2 separate regions of the Homo sapiens genome follow, and region 1 is linked to region 2. Evidence: chromatin contacts called from ENCODE Hi-C or POLR2A ChIA-PET data. All regions are on one chromosome and are shown on one strand. The core of a region is the stretch at or near the end of the contact, and the rest is flanking DNA. Distances in the headings are between cores, read along the strand shown. Region 1 holds the start of FBXL12 (F-box and leucine rich repeat protein 12). Region 2 holds the start of HSD11B1L (hydroxysteroid 11-beta dehydrogenase 1 like).

The links. Hi-C counts contacts between places; a loop is a spot of excess contacts on that map. ChIA-PET counts read pairs that join two places held with the same protein, here RNA polymerase II (POLR2A). Pooled maps may share reads with other maps.
Region 1: a loop to region 2 is called in a pooled map, with 8 times the contacts of the local background. The contact joins the promoter of FBXL12 here to the promoter of HSD11B1L in region 2. A Hi-C loop is called at or near these places in 5 of 50 pooled maps. POLR2A ChIA-PET finds 5 or more read pairs at or near these places in 2 of 52 experiments (B cell and SK-N-SH).

What each region holds. Positions count from the first base shown.
Region 1 is chr19:9,815,474-9,820,898 of GRCh38, forward strand. FBXL12 (F-box and leucine rich repeat protein 12) reads right to left here and starts at 3,606. Exons shown (of 3, transcript NM_017703.3): 1 at 3,255-3,606; 2 at 3,072-3,144. The coding sequence starts at 3,340. It overlaps LOC124900430 (small nucleolar RNA SNORA70), which reads left to right and starts at 4,481; the gene lies at 4,481-4,621. It also overlaps the pseudogene RPL10P15. RefSeq lists silencers at 3,098-3,257, 3,708-3,797, 4,018-4,167.
Region 2 is chr19:5,679,161-5,684,791 of GRCh38, forward strand. HSD11B1L (hydroxysteroid 11-beta dehydrogenase 1 like) reads left to right here and starts at 1,867. Exons shown (of 8, transcript NM_198706.3): 1 at 1,867-2,111. It overlaps MICOS13 (mitochondrial contact site and cristae organizing system subunit 13), which reads right to left and starts at 1,356. Exons shown (of 4, transcript NM_205767.3): 1 at 1,298-1,356; 2 at 426-603; 3 at 185-236. The coding sequence starts at 1,326. RefSeq lists enhancers at 445-584, 965-1,074, 1,105-1,184, 1,205-1,304, 1,315-1,784 and a silencer at 1,835-2,044.

The DNA.
Region 1 (5,425 bases), core at 2,356-4,855, 4.1 Mb after region 2:
CTCCACTAGGCAGTGACCCAATAGGGACTCTGTGTGGGGGCTCTGACCCCACATTTCCCTTCCACACTGCCCTAGCAGAGGTTCTCCATGAGGGCCCCACCCCTGTAGCAAACTTTTGCCTGGACATCCAGGCATTTCCACACATCTTCTGAAATCTAGGCAGAGGTTCCTAAACTTCAATTCTTTTTTTTTTTTTTTGAGATGGAGTTTCGCTCTTGTCACCCAGGCTGGAATGCAATGGCACGATCTTGAGTCACTGCAACCTTTGCCTCCCGGGTTCAAGCGATTCTCCTGCCTCAGCCTCCCGAGTAGCTGGGATTACAAGCATGCGCCACCACGCATTTGTTGTATTTTTAGTAGAGATGGGGTTTCACCATGTTGGCCAGGCTGGTCTTGAACTCCTGACCTCAAGTGATCCGCCTGCCTTGGCCTCCCAAAGTGCTGGGATTATAGGCGTGAGCCACTGTGCCTGGCCCTGAACCTCAGTTCTTGGCTTCTGTGCACCAGCAGGCTCAAGACCATGTGGAAGCTGCCAAGACTTGGGGCTTCCACCCTCTGAAGCCACAGCCCGAGTTATACGTTGGCCCCTTTCAGCTACAGCTGGAGCAGCTAGGGCACAGGACACCAAGTCCCAGGGTGAACATAGCACAGGGACCCTGGGCCCCCAGGAAACCACTTTTTCCTCCTGGGCTTCCAGGCCTGAGATGGGAGGGGCTGCCGTGAAGGTCTCTGACATGGCCTGGAGACATTTTCCCCATGGTCCTAATTAGGTTCCTTGCTACTTATGCAAATTTCTGCATCTGGCTTGAATTTCTCCCTAGAAAATGGGTTTTTCTTTTCTATCACATAGTCAGGCTACAAATTTTCCAAACTTTTCTGCTCTGCTTCCCCTATAAAACTGAATACCTTTAACAGTACCCAAGTCACCTCTTGAATGCTTTGCCACTTAGAAATTTCTTCCACTAGATACCCTAAAACATCTTTCTCAAGTTCAAAGTTCCACAAATCTCTAGGGCAGGGGCAAAATGCCATCAGTCTCTCTGCTAAAACATAACAAGAGTCACCTTTACTCCAGTTCCCAACAAGTTTCTCATCTCCATCTGAGACCACCTCAGCCTGGACCTTATTGATCATACCACTATCAGCATTTTGGGCAAAGTCACTCAACAAGTCTCTAGGAAGTTCCAAACTTTCCCACATTTTCCTGTCTTCTTTTGAGCCCCCCATACTGTTCCAACCTCTGACTGTTACCCAGTTCCAAAGATGCTTCTACATTTTTGGGTATCTTTTCAGCAACGCCCCACTTACCGCTACCAATTTACAGTATTAGTCTGTTTTCACACTGCTGCTAAAGACATACCTGAGACTGGGAAGAAAAAGAGGTTTAATTGAACTTAAGTTCCACATGGCTGGGGAGGCCTCAAAATCATGGCGGGAGGTGAAAGGCGCTTCTTAACATGTTGATGGCAAAAGAAAATGAGAAAGAAGCAAAAAAGGAAACCCCTGATAAACCCATCAGATCTTGTGAGACTTATTCACTATCACAAGAATAGCATGGGAAAGACTGGCCCCATGATTCAATTACTTTCCCCGGGTCCCTCCCACAACACGTGGGAATTCTGGGAGATAGAATTCAAGTTGAGATTTGGGTGGGGACACAGCCAAACCATATCATGAACCAAGAGAGAAAGAAACATGTTTTAATGAATCTTCTCAGGCGGCTGAGGCAGGAAGATGGCTTGAGCCCAGGAGATGGAGGTTGCAGTATGTTATGATTTTGCCACTGCCTGGGTGACAGAGTGAGATCCATCTCAAAAAAATAAATTAGAAAAAGATAAACTGCAGAGCATAAATGTTATGGGCTACTTTTGACAGAGGAATCAAATCTTCCTTGCCAAATTTAGACCCGTGTGGGTCAGCAGAAATTGACTAGAAATAGTGGCCACCGAATGGTAACTCACAAGGGTAGCAGTTAAAGTTGGTAAAATTTTAAATGCACACAAAACCAATGGACGAATCAACTTTTCCTCGCAAAACCAACAACTAAGTTTCAACAACTGAGAAAAAGTTTCATATTATCAGGCCAGACACTGTGGCTCACACCTGTAATCCCAGCACTTTGGGAGACTGAGGTTGGGGGACAGCTTCAGTCCAGGAGTTCGAGACCATCCTGGGCAACATAGCAAGACTCTGTCCTTAAAAAAAGAACTTCAAAAGCAACTGTATTAAAGGGAGTTACAGATGGATATATACAGTAAAATTGTTTAAAAGTAGAACACTATCTAAATAGTAGAACAGCATTACCCGAAGTTCAGAAATACATTACTAACACTATAATTGTTTTTGGACACACACATATGAAGTAACGTAAAAGGAAGGGTGCAAATTCACTTTATAATAGCAATTATCTATGAAGACAGTTTCAAAAAGGGCAACAAATATATCTATAAATGTTTTGAGCCAGTTGCTGTGGCTCATGCCTGTAATCTGAACACTTTGGGAGGCTAAGTCGGGAGAATCACTTGAGCCCAGGAGTTCGAGACCAGCCTGGGCAGCATAGTGAGACTCCGTCTCTACAAAAAATAAAAAATTAGCAGGTGTAGTGGCGAGCGCCCGTGGTTCCAGCTACTCAGGAGGCTGATGCGAGAGGATCGCTTGAGCTTGGGAGGTCGAGGCTGCAATCGCACCACTGCACTCCAGCCTGAGCAGCAGAGCGAGACTCTGTCTCAAAAACAAAACAAAAACTTGATAACATAGTCATAAATTAGCATTTATCGAATGATAAATATGTGCCAGACTGTTCTAAGCCCTTTCCCTGCGTGATCTCAGTGAAGTCCCATAATAGCCCCGTGAGGCAGGTACTGTCCTTTATCCCCATTGCAGGGATGAGGAAATTGAGGCCCTGAGGTCGAAGAGGAGCTGGTAAGCGATGATGCCGAGATAGGCCCCGGATCGCCTGGCTCTAAATCCCCAGCCCGGGCCCCGACACACAGTCCCAGGGTGGGAGAGGTGGTCTTCGGGGTCCGGGCACCGCGACCGCGGCCCAGGCCCGCCCGGCCAGCTGCGCGTACCGTGTAGAGCGTCAGGTCGACATGTCGCCACAGCCACCGGTCGTCCACCAGCCTCTTCCAGCGGTGACAGACCCTGGGGGAGGGGACGCGCGGTTAGAACGACCCCAGCCCCGGGCCACATCGCATCTCCAGGTGCCAGCTGCGCCCTCCGCCCTGCCCTTCCCCCCGGAGGCGGGGCCGCACCTGGAGATGCGGATCCGGTCCCGTACCGGGAGGTAAGAGAAGATCTCGAGCAGGACCGAGTCCGGCAGTTCGACCAAAGTCGCCATGATCCCGCCGACACGCACTTCCGCTTCCGGTTAAAGAGACCCGAGGGGTCCTGGGGGCGCCGAGGCGGCTGACAGGGCGGCGGCCGCGACCTTCCCGTAGCCGGTCGAGAAATTTGACCTTCCTCTCGCTGGGAAGTGATTCGGTCCCAGGGCCGGACCAGCCGCGGATGGGGACCAGAAACCAGCCTGGAAAGCGTGGCTGAGGCAGTGAGAGGCTTGCGGGAGGTGGCTGAGGCGTGATTTGGCCGCGACTGGGAACTAAGACCAAGTCCAGAAGGCGGGGCTGGAGTGAGGCGAAGCTCGGAGGCGGGGCTAGAGACGAGGACCAAGTCCGGAAGGCGTGGCCGGGGTGGGGTGAGGATCGGAGGCGGGGCTAGAGACCAGGACCAAGTCCGGAAGGCGTGGCTGGGGTGGGGCGAGGATCGGAGGCGGGGCTAGAGACGGGGACCAAGTCCGGAAGGCGTGGCTGGGGAGGGGCGAGACCCGGGGACGGGGCTAGAGGCGAGGCCCAAGCCCGGAAGGCGTCGCTGGAGTTGGGCGAGGCTCAGGGGCGGAGCCAGAGAACGGAACCAAGTCCAGAAGGCGGGGCTGGGGCGCGGCTAGGGGGCGGGGCTAGAGACGAGGACCAAGTCCAGAAGGCGTGGCTGGGGTGGGGCGAGGATCAAGCCCGGAAGGCGCGGCTGGAGCGGGGCGAGGCCTAGGTGGGGCTGCAGACGAGAACCACGCCTTGGAGGCGTGGCTAGGGCGGGTAGAGGCTCGGACAACCGCTGGAAGGCGGGGCTGGGGCGGGGCGAGACCTTGGGGGCGGGGTTGACGACGAGGACCTAGCCGAGAGGTCGTGGTCTGGACGGAAACCAGGCTGCAGCAGGACCAGGCGCCAAGGGCGTGGCTGGGGAGCGATGGAGACGCTCGGAAGGTGGGGAGCGGGGGACGGAGACAGGGAGAAGACTACGCCATGAAGGCGTGGTTGAGGCGGGGCGAGGCCTGTGGGTCTGGCCCCGAGCGAATGGCTTGGTAGAGAGTCAGAGAACTCTATTTTTTTACTTAATGATGCTTCTTGATGTCTATGCACAAGGATAAATTTGTATTACTGGAATATCGTGGCCAAAGGACCTGTTGAATTTTTCACTTTCATTGATACTACAGATATTTTCTGAATTGGCAAGTCCACCAAGAAACTATAAAAATGTGTGTGTGCAATGGCTGCACACAGCAGCTTCCTTGGTAGTGTACGCAGCCTGTTGGTTGTATGGGTTGCTCTAAGGGACCTTGGAGACAGGCCTTTCCGATGGATGTTCATGTTTCTAACCTTGCACTACCACAATGTAGGCTCCAAACAGGCATGTGAGGTGCCTTTGGAAAGCCCCAGGGCACTGTGGCCAGGGTTGACATTGGCCAAGTTATCATGTCCATCCGCACCAAGCTGCAGAACAAGGAGCATGCGATTGAGGCCTTGCGCAGGGCCAAGTTCAAGTTTCCTGGCCGCCAGAAGATCTACATCTCAAAGAAGTGGGGCTTCACCAAGTTCAATGCTGATGAATTTGAAGACATGGTGGCTGAGAAGCGGCTCATCCCAGATGGCTGTGGGGTCAAGTACATCCCCAATCGTGGCCCTCTGGACAAGTGGCTGGCCCTGCACTCATGAGGGCTTCCAATGTGCTGCCCCCCCTATTAATACTCACCAATAAATTCTACTTCCTGTCCAAAAAAAAAAATGTGTGTGTGTGTGTGTGTGTGTGTGTGTGTATATATATATATATATATATATACACACACACACACACACGCACGCCTCCTGAAGCCAGGAGGCGGAGATTGCAGTGACCTGAGATCGCGCCACCACACTCCAGCCTGAGTGACAGAGCGAAACTCCGTCTCAAAAAAAAAAAAAAAGAATATGAAAGAGATTGTGGAGGTTGCAGTGAGCCCAGATCGCGCCACTGCACTCCAGCCTGTGCGACGGGTGCGAGACTCCATCTCAAAAAAAAAAAAAAATCATGTTACTGCAAAGGACATGATTTCATTATCTTTTTTTTTTTTTAAATTTGGGACAGGGTCTCTCTCTGTCACCCAGTCTGGAGTGCA
Region 2 (5,631 bases), core at 617-3,116:
CTCAGCCTCCCAAAGTGCTGGGATTACAGGCGTGAGCCACTGTGCTCGGCCTCCTTTCCCTTTTAGATCCCTAAGAGACACGTGTCGGGCAGGAAGGAGGATGGACAGAAAGGAATGGCCAGGAAGTGGGGAGAGGGGCTAGACTGGGGTGTCTCCCTCCAAGCAAAGAAACTGGGTGCCTTACCTGCATTCCAGGAGTCACGGATGGGAAAGTAAATCTTTGGAGGGGCTGGGAGCTGGGAAAAAGAGATGGGCAGAAAGAACTGGTGAAAAGGCTCAGCAGCCCATCCCCAGAGGCGGAGGGAGGAGGACAGGCCGGAGAATCAGGTCAGCATCAATATGGAGGACAACATCGTGCAGGGCTGGAGGGACCTCCCAGAGCTGACCACCCGCCAAACCCTGGCCTCGTTCCCGGCCCGTAGTACCTGGGGTATCTGCAGGCCTGTCTGCTGACACACGTACTGGCTGAACTGGTACATGGCGGGGGGGACCACCTCCCCAGCCTTCTGTAGGGCTGCCTGGCTCTTGTCGCTGGGCCCCAGCAGCTCCTGGTCGTACACCAGGTAGACGGCGCCCCCAGCCACACTTCCCTTGATGAGGAACCTGCGGGCAGGGACGGGAGGAGCAGAAGCTCAGCGGACACTGACAGCCACCCTCAGGGGCCAAGGCCCACGGGGAGAGTGAGACCCTCCTGAGGGCTCACCGTCCACAGGGTGACACTCTGTAGTGCAGCACCGTCGACCCAGACCCCTATTATATACAGCACTCGTTTTACAACGTGCAAGGCAGGGCGGCTGGACGCCACTTGAACTGATGAACTGAAACCCAGAGGGGGAGAGTGGGTCACTCAAAGTCCCACAGTGAGCAGGGGCAGTGAAGACGTAAGATCTTGACCTTCTAGAAGCCTTCCAGCCCTGGAGAAACCAAGTGTCCCTGGGCGCCTCCTGCCCGCTGTCACTCGCAGCTCCGAGCACGCATTCACTTCTCATCCACGCCAGCGGCAGGATTCACCGGCATTCCCACCTCACAGAGAAGACAACTGAGGCTCGGAGGCGGAGGCTGACACCGCGAACTGAACGCCAAGGGCTCGCTGGGAAGCAGGAGGGAGGGGATTGGCGACCTCGGGAAGCCCCGCCCCTCTGAAGCCTCAGTTTCCCTATCTGGCCCATAGGCGGGGAACGAAGGGGAAGTGACTCTAAGGGAAGCGAAGAGCAGATCGGGACCAGACTGGAGACAGGGATGCCCACAAAAATGGACTTTTTCGGGGACTCGGGTCCCCTCCGGCGCCCCCACGCACCTCATCAGCGACCACACCCGGGCCACCATGGTCGCTCGGATCCACGCGCAAGGACACTCGGCTCGCCCGCCGCTTCCTGTCGCGGCGCCGCAGAGGCCTCTGGAAGGTGTAGTCTTTCTTGCCCGACGCAAGGTCCTCTGGGAGTCGTGGTGTCTTGCGGCTCTGAGACTCCAGAGAAGGGCTGCGGTCTCGCAGCGGAGGGCCGCTGGGAAATGGACGCTTTAAGGCCCGGGCCGCCGCAAGGCTGTCTGGGAAATGTAGTCAGCACGGCGCTGTTTGCACCTGGCCGCGGAGCCTCCTGGGAAATGTAGTTCGGCCCGGCCCTGGCACCGTGAGGGGAAAGAGGCGTCAGGTGCCTGGCTGAAGCCTGAAGGTGACCCGAAAACAAGTCAGAGCCCGAGAGATCCACCCGCGCCCGCGCGGGGGACCAAGGGCCCGGATTTAAGAAGAGTGTGCCTACAAGGCGGTTGTCACGGCAACGAGAGGGCGGGATTGTTCGAGCGCTGCGGCCCCCTCACGTGATCGATTCGGAGGCGGGGCGTCCGCCCAGTGGGCGGGGCCGGGCCCCTGCTGGGAGGCGAAGACCAGGCGGGCACTGTTGCCCGGCGACGCTCCGGCGCTGGGTCCCCGAGGCCCGGCCCCTCCCCGGGAGGAGGTGGGCTTCGAGTCACGTGACCCGTGCCCTACGGGAGGGGGTGCGGTCGGGGACCCGGCAGGAGGCGGCCGAGAAGAGAGGACCGTGGGGGCGTTCGCGTGGCTCCCAGCCCGGGACCCCACCCCCGCTGGACAGTGGGGGAAACTGAGGCCTGAGCGGGTGAGTGCACGGTTTAGGGGTGCGCAGAGGGTCACACGCCCGCTTTGTTCAGAGGGGAAGCTAAGGCCCGCCGAGGTCAAGAAGGGGCCGATGCGTTCTGCAGGGCTTCCCCCCATTTCTCCCGCATTTCGGCCGGGCTGCTTCAACCGTTCATCTGCCCATCCATCCATCTGTCCCCCACCCGTCTATCCATCTGGCCATCCACCCATCTATCCTTCCATCTATCCATCCACACTTCCGTTCATCCATCTGTCCGCCCATCCATTCATCCATCTGCTCCCCCCATCCTTCCACTCATCCATCTGTCCACCCATCCATCTATTTATCTGGCCACCCACTCATCTATCCGTCCATCCATCCATCCATCCATCCATCCATCCATGCATCCGTCCGTCCATCCATCCATCCATCCATCCATCCATTTATGTGTTCCCATTTATCCATTCATACATCCATCCACTCATCCATCTATCCACCCATACATCTCTCCGTCCATCATCCATCCATCCACCCATCCATCTATTCATCTGGCCATCCACCCATCCATCCTTCTATCTATGCATCCATACATGCATCTGTCCATCTATCCATTCATCCATCCACCCATCCGTCCACCCGTCAGTCCATCTGGTCCCACTTCCCCCTGCCGGGCTGCTGCAGTCAGTGTAGAGCTGGGGGTGGAAAGAGGGATGAGCAGAGGAGCTTCATGGGCTGTCCCTGGAAGGGGAAAAGGTGGAAGCTCGTTTCTTGCTGTGGGCATGCCTGGTGTGTCTGGGAAAGGTGAGGAGTTCATTATTTTGAGAACTGAACGATTCATAGATGGGGCCGTGGGAGAGAAGGATAGACAGGTAGTCAGGGGCTATACCTGCAGGGCCTCATGGGGTGCAGTGAGGAGCCTGGTTTCCATCAGTTGCAGTGGGGACCCCTGAGAGGGTTTGGAGCAGGAAGGGCCATGGCCATGTTGCTTTTGACACAGACGCCTTTGGCTGCATTGACAGAAGAGGCAGGGAGAGAATGAGTATGGACATGGGGAAGCCAGTGTGGAGGTGGGGGAGACCAAATCGGAGATGGAAGGGAGGCCAAAGGAAAGATGGGGGTGGTCAGGCCCGGGGTAGGGTCTAGGAGGGAGGTGACAATCTGGGAGTCCTGGAGAGAGAGAGGAAGGGACAGCTGGGGAGAGACTGGAGAGGGAGAACTGATAAGATCTGAAAACCATGAGCTCGTGGGGGTGAAAGGATAGAAGGAGGTGAGGACAATACCTGGGTCTCCCATTTAGGGACAGGGGATAGTGGGGCTATTTCTGTGATGGTGAGCTGGGAAGAGAAGCAGGTATGGGGTGACATGCTGAGCCTGGATTGGGTCCTGCTGGTTCTAAGGGGCCTGGAGGTTGTCAGGAGGAGACACCCAGAAGACAGCAGAGGCAAAGAACCTAGGGCTGGACCTACAGATGGGAGATTTAGGGACTCCTCAATGATCCGCTCCATCTGGTCTGTCTCAGCTTCCTGGTTCTGGAAGTCCCCTTCCCCTTGTCCCATTGACTTTTTTTTTTTTTTTTTTTTTTTTTTAGACAGAGTCTCACTCTGTTGCCCAGGCTGGAATGCAGTGGGGCGATCTCAGCTCACTGCAATCTCCACCCCGCTGGGTTCAAGCAATTCTCCTGCCTCAGCAGGAGACCCCATCTCTACAAAAAATACGATGATTAGTTGGGCGTGCTGGTGCACCCACTTGTAGTCCTAGCTGCTCCATTGGCTGGGATCACAGGCATGTGCCAGCATGCCCAGCTAATTTAGTATTTTTAGTAGAGACTGGGTTTCTCCATGTTGGTCAGGCTGGTCTCGAACTCCCAGCCTCAAGTGATCCGCCCACCTCGGCCTCCCAAAATGCTGGGATTACAAAGTGTAATCCCAGCCTGTGCAACAAGAGTGAAACTCAGTCTCAAAAAAAAAAAAAAAAAAAAAGAACCTGGACTGTTTCTCTCTTTCACCTTCTCCCTGGAATTAGTGAATCAGCTCCCATAGCTGAAATCATAAATCATATCTTCATCTGGATGACGCAGGCACCTCTGTCTCCAACCCAGCCCCATGTGTCAAATGCCTTCTGGGTGTCTCCAGAGAGCGAGCTGTCTCTTGGCTTCCTCACCTCTCGCCTCCCACGTGCCTCATATCACTCCATGATCAATCTGGTACCTATTGAGCACCTACTGTGTACCTGGCACAGTTTTGGGCCCTGAAGACCCAATAGGGAACAAAGTAGAAGATTTCCATTTCCTTCCTGCCCTTATGGAGCTGATGGTCTACAGGGAGAGAAGGATGGTGGAACGAGTAACAAATGGTCCTTGGGCTGGGCACGGTGGTTCACACCTGTAATCCCAGCACTTTGGGAGGCTGAGGCGGGAGGATCACTTGAGCCCAGGAGTTCAAAATCAGCCTGGGCAGCATAGTGAGACCCCATCCCTACAAAAAATACGATGATTAGTTGGGTGTGCTGGTGCGCCCACCTGTAGTCCCAGCTGCTCCATTGGCTGAGGCAAGAGGATTGCTTGAGCCCAAGAGGTCCAGGCTGCAGTGAGCTATGGTCGCACCACTGCACTCCAGCCTGAGCAACAGAGTGAGACTCTGCCTCAAAAATAAAAAAAAATAAAAATAAAAAAATAAATAATAAAAAAAGGAGGCCCTCACTTGAAGGAGGTCACTGTTCTTTTTTTGTTTGTTTGTTTGTTTTTGATACGGAGTTTCGCTCTTGTTGCCTAGGCTGGAGTGCAATGGCAAATCTCGGCACACTACAACTTCTGCCTCCCAGGTTCAAGCGATTCTCCTGCCTCAGCCTCCCAAATATCTGGATTACAGGCATGTGCGTGCCTCAGCCCCCTGAGTAGCTGGGATTACAGGCGCCTGCCACCGCGCCCGGCTAATTTTTGTATTTTTAATAGAGATGGGGTTTCACCATGTTGGCCAGGCTGGTCTCGAACTCCTGATCTCAAGTGATTTGCCCGCCTCAGCCTCCCAAAGTGCTGGGATTCCAGGCATGAGCCACCACATCCAGCTGAAGGAGGTCACTTTTGCACTGAGACTTGAAAGAAGTGAGAGAGCAAGCCATTGGGTTATATCCGGGAACAGCATTCTAGGCAGTAGGAACAGCCCACGAGAAGGCCCTGAGGCAGGATAGTGACTGGCTGGTTTCAAGGAACAGCGAAGGGTCTGTTTTAGTGGAGCGGAGTGAGCAAGGAGGACAGGTCCACACAGGGCGTTTGTAGCCACCAAGGAGTCTGGTTTTTATTCTAACTGGAACAGGAAGGATTTTCAGTCCAGGAGAGGCAAGGTGTGCAGATGGAGAGGGCTGAGAAGGGTGGAGGGGGAGGGTGCAGGTGCGGTGGTTCATGGAGCCGCGGTGGTTCATGGAGCCACCGTGGTGGCCTGGACAGGTGGTGGCTGTGGAGGTGGATAGGAAGGCGTGGATCCAAGGCGGTGGCATCACCAAACACCCACCAAACACGGGTGGCTGTGGGCCAGGCCTGTGCCGG